Regions from separate parts of the Homo sapiens genome. Here region 2 is linked to region 1. A link is a contact called in ENCODE Hi-C or POLR2A ChIA-PET data. All regions are on one chromosome and are shown on one strand. Each heading gives the region's core, a stretch centred on a gene start or an enhancer-like site at or near the end of the contact. The rest is flanking DNA. Distances are from core to core; before and after follow the strand shown.

Evidence for each region. Hi-C counts contacts between places; a loop is a spot of excess contacts on that map. ChIA-PET counts read pairs that join two places held with the same protein, here RNA polymerase II (POLR2A). Pooled maps may share reads with other maps.
Region 2: a loop to region 1 is called in a pooled map, with 3 times the contacts of the local background. The contact joins the enhancer-like site here to the promoter of PAFAH1B2 in region 1. A Hi-C loop is called at or near these places in 4 of 50 pooled maps. POLR2A ChIA-PET finds 5 or more read pairs at or near these places in 8 of 52 experiments (A673, BJ, HepG2 and 5 more).

The regions. Positions count from the first base shown.
Region 1 is chr11:117,139,314-117,145,596 of GRCh38, reverse strand. PAFAH1B2 (platelet activating factor acetylhydrolase 1b catalytic subunit 2) reads right to left here and starts at 1,310. Exons shown (of 6, transcript NM_002572.4): 1 at 1,179-1,310. RefSeq lists an enhancer at 51-230 and a silencer at 781-1,100.
Region 2 is chr11:117,014,540-117,021,112 of GRCh38, reverse strand. All of the region lies in intron 1 of SIK3 (SIK family kinase 3), which reads left to right. It also overlaps the pseudogene RNY4P6. Among named protein-coding and RNA genes, the nearest start is that of SIK3, 81 kb to the left of the region's middle. RefSeq lists an enhancer at 1-53. Within about 2 kb of position 1,411, at least 7 of the 41 ENCODE cell types and tissues checked have a DNase peak (open chromatin) inside an H3K27ac peak, as active enhancers do; they include A673, where a contact is called at or near this core.

The DNA of each region.
Region 1 (6,283 bases), core at 61-2,560:
AACTAATCCTCCCCTTCTCCCCCACAAGGAGGCAACCTTTATGTCAGAACAATGTGCCCAGAAGAAGCCAAAGACACAAGGCACATCCAAGGCAAAGACAATCTTAATTAAGCACTTTCTCCTTCCACTTTCTCCACACCTTTACCCCCGGCCCAACCCCTTCCCATAATTTCAAGCTGTACAAAATGAGGTCCTAGGGTGGATCCGGGTGGTCTTTCCTTTCTCTACGGGTAAGCTCTACAAAGAGGCGAAAGCTCCGAGTGTTAGTTCTTGTTTGTGTATAAATTCTGAAAAGCAACGCTGGCCTGCGAGCTATGAAAAGCAGAAGCATGAGTCACCACGCAACGGGTCAATCAAACCTGTAGACCAGAAGGCACGGATCTGGCAAACGGACGGTGAGCCAGGAAAAAAACATCCCCCCAAACCTCTCCGCTGACAGGTTTATCTAGCTGGCTGACCTTGGGCAGGTCACCAGCCGCTCCGAGCACATTCATGTCTAAGATGAGATGGGGGCTGGAAAGCCTTCCAAGAAATAATCCCTTCCGAGTGGTGACGGTCTATGCAACTTTTGAATAAACACATCCTAAGAGGCAACGGAGAAGTTTCTAAAGAGTTGAAATTTTTCAACAAAAGGAGGAGGGAAAAGTGCTCGGTAAAAACACAACGGAGTAACTGGTTTTGGCCTCCGACCAGACGCGAGGGGAGAGAAGAGTGAGAAGTTAGACCCCTGTGATAAAGGGAAAAGGCAGCAGCGGAGACCCGGGCAGGAGCTGCAGCGCCCAGCCGGGGCGAGCTGGGGTGCGCAAGGCCTACCGCGGGTGGGCCCGGCAGGGCAGGGCAGGGCAGGGCGGGGCGGGGCGCCCGCCGCGCTACCCTCCTGGGAAAGGCCGTGGAGGCGCCGGCCGGCGGCTGAGGAGAAACGCCAGCTTTCGGTATGGAATATCGGGAAAGGGCTCTCAGAGCGAAAACTAGCTGCGCCGGCTGCTGGGAAGCCGACGCTGGGCCCGCAGAGAAGGCGCGCGCTCGCGAGGCCCCCCCCAAGTGGATGGGGCGGCGTGGGGGGAGGGGCCGCAAGGGTGGGGGAGGGGAGGTCGCGGGCCTCTCACAATAACACCTCGCAGCCCCTTCCGACCCCCGCCTCTAAGCCACCGGTTCCCTGCGACCCTGGATGCACTCACTGAAGTAGAGGGTCCGTGCGGGCCCCAAGCGGCTGAGGCGTCGGCGGGTGGCGCGTCGGTCGCTCGCTCGGTCCCGTCGGTCCCGCTCCGGCGCGTCCCTCCTCCGGCCCCAGCACCAGCAGCAGCTCCTCCACTTCCGGTTCCCCTGCCACTCAGCCAAATGGCTTCCGGAAGTCCCGCCCCCATCCTGCCACGCCTCAGCGTGGTTCCTCTCTCCCCGCCTTCGCTCTCCCGGGCGCTGGCGGCGTGCGCCCAGGTGTCCCGCCACACCCCGTTGGGTACCCTGCTTTGTTCTCGCGGTTACCCCCATTTTGTGTGGCGTCTGAGGGACATGGGCTTCTCTCTTTACTCCAGCTGCATCTCTCAATCCTGCGTTCGTGCCACCGCAGTGTGGAGCTGGCATTCGGGACGATGTGGCGTGAAGTCACACTGACGCCATTCCCTTCACACTCAGCCAACTTGGCTTCCTCTTCCACCCATGGAATAAACCAGACTGCTGAAAGTGGGAGGGAAATAGCGGACCAAGGTTAAGGAGGCAGTACCTGACATTTATTAGTGGAATTTCTGTTTCTATGATGAATGTGGAGATTTTGGGTGACCGCCTGTAAAGGTGATACATAGGGGGATGACGAACCCCAGGCTTTTCCTTAAAAGATACATCCAGTTTAGGGGAAGACATACATATACAAAGTCAATATTGAAAAGATTATATGCTAAATAAATGCAGGATCTATAAAAGTAGAGAGGAGGGGCAAGAGATGTGCTCAAGCTTATAGCAGCGCAACGGTTGCTGGAGCAGTGCCCTGAACTGGCCCTTTAAGGATCTCAGCTCTATGCTGGTGAATAGGCAGAGCCTTCCAGGGCTCTTAAACTGATGCGGGGGTGGGGGTTGATTTTGCTGACAAAACCTGTTAAGAATACTGTAAAATCCTGGGAGCCTAAAATGTCAAGATATGTCAAGTAATTTTTCTTTTTTTTTTTTTTTTTTATTCAAGTTCTAGGGTACATGTGCACAACGTGCAGGTTTGTTACATAGGTATACGTGTGCCATGTTGGTTTGCTGCACCCATCAACTCGTCATTTACATTCCGTATTTCTCCTAATGCTATCCCTCCCCCAGCCCCGCAGTCCCCGACAGGCCCCCGTGTGTGATGTTCCCCGCCCTTTGTCCAAGTGTTCTCAGTGTTCAATTCCCACCTATGAGAACATGCGGTGTTTGGTTTTCTGTCCTTGTGATAGTTTGCTGAGAATGATGGTTTCCAGTTTCGTCCATGTCCCTGCAAAGGATATGAACTCATCCTTTTTACAGCTGCATAGTATTTCGTGGTGTATATGTGCCACATTTTCTTAATCCAGTCTATCATTGATGGACATTTGGGTTGGTTCCAAGTCTTTGCTATTGTGAATAGTGCCACAATAAACATACGTGTGCATGTATCTTTATAGCAGCATGATTTATAATCCTTTGGGTATATACCCAGTAATGGGATGGCTGGGTCAAATGGTATTTCTAGTTCTAGATCCTTGAGGAATCGCCACACTGTCTTTCACAATGGTTGAATTAATTTACACTCCCTCCAACAGTGTAAAAGTGTTCCTCTTTCTCCACATCCTCTCCAGCATCTGTTGTTTCCTGACTTTTTAATGATCGCCATTCTAACTGGCATGAGATGGTATCTCATTGTGGTTTTGATTTGCATTTCTCTGATGACCAGTGATGATGAGCATTTTTTCATGTGTCTGTTGGTTGCATAAATGTCTTCTTTTGAGAAGTGTCTGTTCATATCCTTTGCCCACTTTTTGATGGGGTTGTTTGTTTTTTTTCTTGTAAATTTGTTTAAGTTCTTTGTAGATTCTGGATATTAGCCCTTTGTCAGATGGGTAGATTGCAAAAATTTTCTCCCATTCTGTAGGTTGCCTGTTCGCTCTGATGGTAGTTTCTTTTGCCATGCAGAAGCTCTTTAGTTTAATTATATCCCATTTGTCTATTCTGGCTTTTGTTGCCATTGCTTGTGGTGTTTTAGTCAGGAAGTCTTTGCCCATGCCTATGTCCTGAATGGTATTGCCTATGTTTTCTTCTAGGGTTTTTATGGTTTTAGGTCTAACATTTAAGTCTTTACTCCATCTTGAATTAATTTTTGTATAAGGTGTAAGGAAGGGATCCAGTTTCAGCTTTCTACATATGGCTAGCCAGTTTTCCTGGCACCATTTATTAAATAGGGAATCCTTTCCCCATTTCTTGTTTTTGTCAATTTGTCAAAGAGCAGATGGTTGTAGATGTGTGGTGTTATTTCTGAGGCCTCTGTTCTGTTCTGTTGGTCTATATATCTGTTTTGGTGCTAGTACCATGCCGTTTTGGTTACTGTAGCCTTGTAGTATAGTTTGAAGTCAGGTAGCGTGGTGCCTCCAGCTTTGTTCTTTTTGCTTAGGATTGTCTTGGCAATGCGGGCTCTTTTTTGGTTCCATATGAAGTTTAAAGTAGTTTTTTCCAATTCTGTGAAGAAAGTCTTTGGTAGCTTGATGGGGATGGCATTGAATCTATAAATTACCTTGGGCAGTATGGCCATTTTCACAATACTGATTCTTCCTATCCATGAGCATGGAATGTTCTTCCATTTGTTTGTGTCCTCTTTTATTTCACTGAGCAGTGGTTTGTAGTTCTCCTTGACGAGGTCCTTCACATCCCTTGTAAGTTGGATTCCTAGGTATTTTATTCTCTTTGTAGCAATTGTGAATGGGAGTTCACTCATGATTTGGCTCTCTGTTATTGTCTGTTATTGGTGTATAGGAGTGCTTGTGATTTTTGCACATTGATTTTGTATCCTGAGACTTTGCTGAAGTTGCTTATCAGCTTAAGGAGATCTTGGGCTGAGACAATGGGGTTTTCTAAATATACAATCATGTCATCTGCAAACAGGGAAAATTTGACTTCCTCTTTTCCTAATTGAATACCCTTTATTTCTTTCTCTTGCCTGATTGCCCTGGCCAGAACCTCCAACACTATGTTGAATAGGAGTGGTGAGAGAGGGCATCCTTGTCTTGTGCTGGTTTTCAAAGGGAATGCTTCCCGTTTTTGCCCATTCAGTATGATATTGGCTGTGGGTTTGTCATAAATAGCTCTTACTATTTTGAGATACGTTCCATCAATACCTAGTTTATTGCGAGCTTTTAGCATGAAGGGCTGCTGAATTTTGTCGAAGGCCTTTTCTGCATTGATATAATCATGTGGTTTTTGTCATTGGTTTTGTTTATGTGATGGATTACGTTTATCAATTTGTGTATGTTGAACCAGCCTTGCATCCCAGGGATGAACCCAACTTGATTGTGGTGGATAAGCTTTTTGATGTGCCACTGGATTCGGTTTGCCAGTATTTTATTGAGAATTTTCACATCAATGTTCATCAGGCGTATTGGCCTAAAATTCTCTTTTTTGTTATGTCTCTGCCGGGCATTAGTATCAGGATGATGCTGGCCTCATAAAATGAGTTAGGGAGTCTCTTTTTTTCTATTGATTGGAATAGTTTCAGAAGGAATGGTACCAGCTCCTCTTTGTAGCTCTAATAGAATTCGGCTGTGAATCTGTCTGGTCCTGGATTTTTTTTTGGTTGGTAGGCTATTAATTATTGTCTCAATTTCAGAGCCTGTTATTGGTCTATTCAGAGATTCAACTTCTTCCTGGTTTAGTCTTGGGAAGGTGTATGTGTCCAGGAATTTATCCATTTCTTCTAGATTTTCTAGTTTATTTGCGTAGAGGTGTTTATATCATTCTCTGGCGGTAGTTTGTATTTTTGTGGGATTGGTGGTGATATCCCCTTTATCATCTTTTATTGCATCTATTTGATTATTCTCTCTTTTCTTCTTTATTAGTCTTGCCAGCGGTCTATCAATTTTGTTGATCTTTTCAAAACACCAGCTCCTGGATTCATTGATTTTTTGAAGGGTTTTTTGTGTCTCTATCTCCTTCAGTTCTGCTCTGATCTTAGTTATTTCTTGCCTTCTGCTAGCTTTTGAATGTATTTGCTCTTGCTTCTCTAGTTCTTTTAATTGTGATGTTAGGGTGTTGATTTTAGATCTTTCCTGCCTTCTCTTGTGGGCATTTAGTGCTGTAAATTTCCCTCTATGCACTGCTTTAAATATGTCCCAGAGATTCTGGTACGTTGTGTCTTTGTTCTCATTGCTTTCAAAGAACATCATTATTTCTGCCTTCATTTTATTATTTACCCAGTAGTCATTCAGGAGCAGGTTGTTCAGTTTCCATGTAATTGTGCGGTTTTGAGTGAGTTTCTTAATCCTGAGTTCTAATTTGATTGCACTGTGGTCTGAGAGACAGTTTGTTGTGATTTATGTTATTTTACATTTGCTGAAGAGTGCTTTACTTCCAATTATGTGGTCCATTTTAGAATAAGTGTGATGTGGTGCTGAGAAGAGTGTATATTCTGTTGATTTGGGGTGGAGAGTTCTGTAGATGTCTATTAGGTCTGCTTGGTGCAGAGCTGAGTTCAAGTCCTGGATATCCTTGTTAACCTTCTGTCTTGTTGATCTGTTTAATATTGTATGTCAAGTAATTTTTCAAGTAACTTGTGCTGTCAAGTGGCACTAAGTGTGTATTACTTTAGGCATATATAATCCAAGATAATTTTGTCCTCATATAAAATGATGTTTACATTGCGAATTTACCTTGGAATTCTCTTGGAGCTGCTCACACAGTATACGGCATACCTGTAGGTGCTCAGTAAATATTTGTTGTTCTGAGGGTTTTCTTAGAAAGAATTCACGTTTAGAGAACTCAAATGATGGTATTAAAGAGGCAGCCCAGCCAGGAGCGGTGGCTCACACCTGTAATCCCAGCACTTTGGGAGGCCAAGGCTGGCGGATCACCTGAGGTCCAGAGTTTGAGACCAGCCTGACCAACATGGAGAAACTACGTCTGTTCTAAAAATACAACATTAGCTGGGCGTGGTGGCACATGCCTGTAATCCCAGCTACTTCGGAGGTTGAGGCAGGAGAATCGTTTGAACCTGGAAGGCAAAAGTTGCAGTGAGCCGAGATCCACCATTGCTCTCCAGCCTAAGCAAGAAGAGCGAAACTTCACCTCAAAAAAAAAG
Region 2 (6,573 bases), core at 162-2,661, 120 kb after region 1:
TCCCCACACACCAAGCAGTCAACCAGTTCTGCAGCAGCTGCCAGCTGGTGTCCTCTAATGCAGTTCAGTTCAGTTCAGTTCTGACACTGTCTACCTGGAGATAGCGTCAGATCTCACAGATTGAGGGCTCAGTCCCACAAGTCTGTCCCCAGTCTTCAGTGCCAGTCACAGGCTCCAGGTGGTTTTACCTGTGCTTCTGACCTGCTGGCTATAAACTGGTTTCCCAATATCCCCTTATTGGGTTCCATGAAATTGTTAGAGTGGCTCACAGAACTCAGGAAACATACTGACCAGTTCATTAGAAAGGATGTTTTAAAGGACACAAGTGAACAGCCAGATGAAGAGATACCCAGGGCAAAGCCTGGAAGAGTACTGAACGCAGGAGCTTCCATCCCGGTAGAGCTGGGGTGCCTCACCCTCCCAGCAAGTGGATGTGTTCCTCTTCACTCTCCTGGATGCCCCCTTTTAGGTTTTTATGGAGGCTTCATTAGGTAAGCATGATTGATTAAGTCATTGGCCATTGGTTATCAGTGCAACCTTCAGCCCCTCTCCTTTCCCTGGAGGTTGAGGGTGGGGTTTTGAGTTCTAACTGTATGAGCACAGGGTTGATTCCCCTGGCAATTGGCCACCAGTCCTGTGGTTATCTAGGGACTTTGCAAAAATCATCTCATTAACATAAGCTCAGGTGTGGTTGAAAGGGGCTTGTTATAAATAGCAAAAGACTGTCTTTTGCTTTTATCACTCTGGAGCTGTTCAGGAACCAGTGGCAAGAGGCCGAATACAGTATTTTAACCAAAGTCACTTAGGAAATTACAAGGGTTATATAGGAGCTTTAAGCCAGGAACCATGGAGATATATGTATGTGTATATATATATGCACATATACACATACAAATATCACCGCGACCCATGATGCTCTTCTCAAGGGCCTGTGCCTTCTGATAAACGGCTGAGTTGGCTGTTACACTTACTTTTTCGAGCAAATGAATGTGTAGTTTCATCTGGCTCATTCGTCAAACCCCGGGTTTGGAAGGTTGTATGTTTTTATTTAGCTAGTAGCAGTTGATGTGGTTGAGGTGGGGCTTTTCTTTGGGGAAGGTACAGCTTTGAATGGCTGTTATCTTTCAAGTACAAATAGTGTAGCTCCTTATGGCTCAATAGTATCAATAAACTGTTTTATTTGCTTTCCTTTTCTCTTCCTTTTTTTCTTTTTTTTTAAACGGAGTCTCTCTCTGTTGACCAATCTGAAGTACAGTGGTGTATCTAAACTCACTGAAACCTCCGCCTCCTGGATTCACGGTGAAATCCCGTCTGTACTAAAAAATACAAAAATTAGCCGGGCGTGGTGGCACGCGCCTGTAGTCCCAGCTACTCAGGAGGCTGAGGCAGGAGAATCACGTGAACCCGGGAGGCAGAGGTTGCAGTGAGTCAAGATCACGCCACTGCATCCCAGCCTGGGAAACAGCGAGACTCTGTCTCAAAAAAAAAAAAGAAGGGGTTGACTGCCAAGTTTAAATATTGGCAGGAGATGAGGAGATTTCAGTTTTTATGGAGCTTTGTTAATGAGCCGTGACTGTTTATTACAAGACTTTTACTTTTAAAATTTACTTAGTAATTATTTACTCATAAAACAGCTACTTACTGTAACCAGTAGGTCAGTTCTACTCTTGAGGCTTCACATTTCTTCATTTGTAAAATTAGTACTTGTATTGGTGTCCATTCCCTTTCTGAAATTCTGTGATATATACATTTCCTTTAAAATGTTACAATTGAAAAAAATAAAGTTACAATAAAGACCGTGTGCGGTGGCTCACCCTGTAATCCTGGCACTTTGGGAGGCTGAGGTGGGTGGATTGCCTGAGCTCAGGAGTTCGAGACCAGCCTGGGCAACACGGTGAAACCTTGTCTCCACTAAAATATGAAAAATTAGCCAGGTGTGGCGGTGTGCACCTGTAGTCCCAGCTACTTGGGAGGCTGAGGCAGGAGAATTGCTAGAACCCGGGAGGTGGAGGTTGCAGTGAGCTGAGATCATGCCACTGCACTCCAGCCTGGGCCACAGAGTAAGACTCTGTCTCTAAGGGAAAAAAAAAAGTTACAATAAAAGCCAGGTGCAGTGGCTCACCCTGTAATCCCAGCACTTTGGGAGGCCAAGGCGGGTGGATCACCTAAGGTCAGGAGTTCAAGACCAGCCTGGCCAGCATGGTGAAACCCCTTCTCTACTAAAAATACAAAAATTAGCCGGGCATGGTGGCAGGCGCCTGTAATTCCAGCTACTCAGGAGGCTGAGGCAGGAGAATCACTTGAACACAGGAGGTGGAGGTTTCAGTGAGTTGAGATGCACTACTGTACTCCAGACTGGGTGACGGAGTGAAACTGTTTCAAAAAAAAAAAATAAATAAAATAAAATAAAAACAATGATACAATAATTCAGTCTTGTTTAGAGTTGCCATTTTCTGAGTGTTCTGGCCATAGCATTTCTTCTTCTTGCCTCCTTCCCAGCAACATTTGCCCACTTGCTGTGGACTGCAGTTAATTAGGCTGGTTTGGAGCTCTTTCCTTCCTGTTCCATTTGTGTTACACCTAAAGCATCTCATGAAGATGATTTAGATTAGTTCCTGCCATCAAAGATAATCCAGTTTAGGATGAAGTCAACAGTATTTTAAGGGTGGAGTTCTCTTTTGGAACTGTCATTTGGTCAGAATTAGTGAATGCTGTTGTAGAGCTGACCCCTGCACAACACAGGTTTGAGCTGCGTTTTTTCTTTTTAAAACAATCCACTTATATGTGGATTTGTTTTCATCCCAATGCTGATCAAAACAGTGGTATCTGCAGGATGTGAAACCTGTCTGTACAGAGGGCCAACTTTTTGTATATGCAGGTTCCTCGGGGGACTGCAGGACTTGAGTGTGTGTGTAATTTGGTGTACTCAGGGGTCCTTCCTGGAACCAGTCCCCCAGTATACCGAGGGACAACTGTGTTGAGATATCAGCTGCGGGTTTCCCCCCAAGCTGTTACTCAATTTTCACATTATCTGGGGTTTCCTCTGTTCTCATATTACCCCCGAAGATTTTATACCAATTTAGGGACATCGTGTTTTCCAAATCCTAAATGAAAAGCAGGATATGAAGTGTTCGTATTTTCATGTTCTATGGTATTTCCTCTCATGCTCGATTTATTTATATCTAAAATCATGTCATGTAATAGTATATTAATAATGCTATACATTTGGTACTTTGCCATTCATAAAGTGTTTTTACAAATATTGTTTAATTTGAACCTCATGATAAGCTATCTAGACAGGTATTTTCTCAGACAGATGAGGAAACTGAGATTTATAGAGATTAATTTGTTCAATTCCAAGTAGCTAATTGAAATCCATACGACCTTTCTCATTTATAGGATTTGTAGATCCTACCTCCTTTAGGTGCAAAGGAGTTGTATAACCAGTTTTTTTTCTACTAGAATGATGACCTAATCAGGAGTAAATGACTTTTACTTCATGTGTGACTTCTTCATACTCACAGGTACTTTGATTCTTTCAATGTGTGTTACACCAATTTGATAGTATCTTGCCTTAAAAAAACATTTGTTTTATTGAATGTTTACTATGTACTAGGCCTGTGCTTAGCACTTTCAAAAACCTTTTTGTTTTGAAAGAAAAGAGGTATACTGAAAAGTGTATAATAAAATACACAGCTTAATGAGCTGTTATAAATACTCCTATATACAACACACAGATCAAGAAATAGAACATTTTTAGCATGCCTAGGAGCCAGCTTTTTGTGTGCTGTGTCCAATCAACATGCTAACTTTTTGATATTCACTTCTTTTTCTTCTTCTTATTTATTATTATTTTTTTAGAGACAGAATCTTGCTCTGTCACCCTGGAGTGCAGTGGCATGATTATGGCTTACTGCAGCCTTGGCCTCCTGGCCTGAAGTGATTCTCCCACCTCAGCCTTCCAAGTAGCTGGGACTATAGGCACGTGCCATTGCACTCAGCTAATTCTTTGCTTTTCTTTATTGATTTACTTCCTAAACAAGCATCTTTAAACAATATAGTTTGCCTAGTTTTTAGCGTTATATAATTGGCATTACACAATATGTATTCTGTTGTATCAGCTTCTTACATCCTGTTTTATATTTTTCTCTATTATGTGTAGCAGTAGTTTGTTCTTTTTCATTGCTGTATAGTATTCCACTGCATGAATATGCCACTATTTCTTCATTCTATTGTTGGTGGACATTTGTGGGTGTTTTCCTGTTTGGGGATACTATGAATTTGCAGCTGAGAACATTTCCTCACCCTCCCAGCTTTATTGACGTACAGTTAACAAAATTTGTGTATATTCAAGGTATACGCCATGATGTCTTGATAGATATATACATTATGCAGTGATTACCATAACCTAACTAATTAACATAAAGAACATTATTTTATTTTTTAAATTAAAACAATTTTTTCGGAGACAGGGTCTTGCTGTTTTGCTCAGGCTGGTCTTGAACTCCTGGTGTCAGATTATCCTGCTGCCTCAGCCTCCCAATTAGCTGGGATTACAGTCATGAACCACTGTGCTTAGCTCAAGAACTTTCTTATGTGTTTATTCTGGCACATCTCAGCACATATTTGTGTTGGGGATATACCCAAAAATAGATAGGTCATGGGATTCCTTCCTTCCTTCCTTCCTTCCTTCCTTCCTTCCTTCCTTCCTTCCTTCCCTCCCTCCCTCTCTCCCTCCCTCTCCTTCCCTCCCTCCCTCCCTCCCTCCTTCCTTCCTTCCTTTTTTTTTCGCAGAGTCTCTCTCTGTCGCCCAGGCTAGAGTGCAGTGGCGTGATCGCGGCTCACTGCAAGGGCCGCCTCCTGGGTTCGAGCGATTCTCCTGCCTCAGCCTCCTGAGTAGCTGGGATTACAGGCATACACCATTACACTAGGCTAATTTTTGTATTTTTTGTAAAGACGGGGTTTCATTACATTGGCCAGGCTTGCCTTGAACTCCTGGCCTCAAGTGATCTATCTGCCTTGGCCTCCCAAAGTGTTGGGATTACAGATGTGAACCATGATGCCTAGCCAGGATTTCTTTATCTTCAGTTTATTAGCTACTGCCCAACTTTTTTCTTTTTTAAAAGCCAGTCAAATTTAGCAATGGGGGGTTGTATACCAACTTTAGTGACACTAAAGTTAATAAGTTCTGATAACCCACTACCATAGGACCAGCCTGTCAAACATTTTTCTAAAGTGGTTGTAGGCTGGGCACGGTGGCTCACGCTTGTAATCCCAGCACTTTGGGAGGCTGAGGTGGGCGGATCACCTGAGGTCAGGAGTTCGAGACCAGCCTGGCCAACATGGTGAAACCCCGTTTCTACTAAAAGTACAAAATTAGCTGGGCATGGTGGCACATGCCTGTAATTAGTTTGGGAGGCTGAGGCAGGAGAATCACTTGAACCCAGGAGGCGGAGGTTGCAGTGAGCTGAGATTGTGCCATTGTACTCCAGCCTGGGCAATAAGAGTGAAACAACGTCTCAAAAAAAAAAAAATTAGCTGGACATGGGGTTGTATGTCTGTAATCCCAGCTACTCCAGAGGCTGAGGCAGGAGAATTGCTTGAACCCAGGAGGTGGAGGTTGCAGTGAGCCAAGATCGTGCCACTGTACTCCAGCCTGGGTGACAGAGCGAGACTCTGTCTCCAAAAATAAAAAATAAAAATAAATAAATAAAGTGGTTATAGCAGTTTAAGGTACTCACCAGCAGTATAGGTGAGTTCCCATTTCTTCAGATCTTCTCTAACACTTGCTGTTGTCAACTTCTAAATTTAAAATTTTAAAATTTAAATAATTAAATTAAAAATTCCTAATGTAGTAGGAATATAGTGGTATCTCATTGTGGTTTTAGTTTGCATTTCTCTGGTTAACAATAGGAGCACCTTTTCATGAGTTTATTAGCTGTGATATTCAAGTCTTTTGCACATTTTTCTTTTGGGTTATTTGTCTTTTATTGACTTGTGGTAGTTCTTAAAAAAATTTTTTTTAAATTAAAAACTTTTGTGTATTTTGGAGACAGGGCCTTGCTCTTTTGCCCAGGCTGGAGTGCAGTGGCGTGATCACAGCTTGCTACAGCCTCAACTTCCTGGGCTCAAGTGATCCTCCTGCCTCAGCCTCCTGAGTAGCTGGGACTAAAGGTGCACACTATCGTGATCGGCTAATTTTCATATTTTTAGTAGAAACAGGGTCTTGCCATGTTGCCCAGGCTGGTCTCAAACTCCTAGGCTCAAGCCATTCACCTGCCTCGGCCTCCTAAAGTGAGAGATTCCAGGTGTGAACTACCCACTTAAAAATCGTTTTAATTTAAAAAATAAAATGAAAAGAATGTTCTTCATGTTAATTGGTTAGGTTATGGTAATCATTGCATAATGTATACATCTATCAAAACATCATGGTGTATGCCTTGAATATATACAAATCTTATTTGTTAATAAATTGTTGAGGAAATACCTGGCCGGTAGTTCCCTCTATATTTTGGAGATGAGCCCCCCTTTTTTTTATTGTACTTGTTACAGATATCTTTTTTCCCCTCTGTA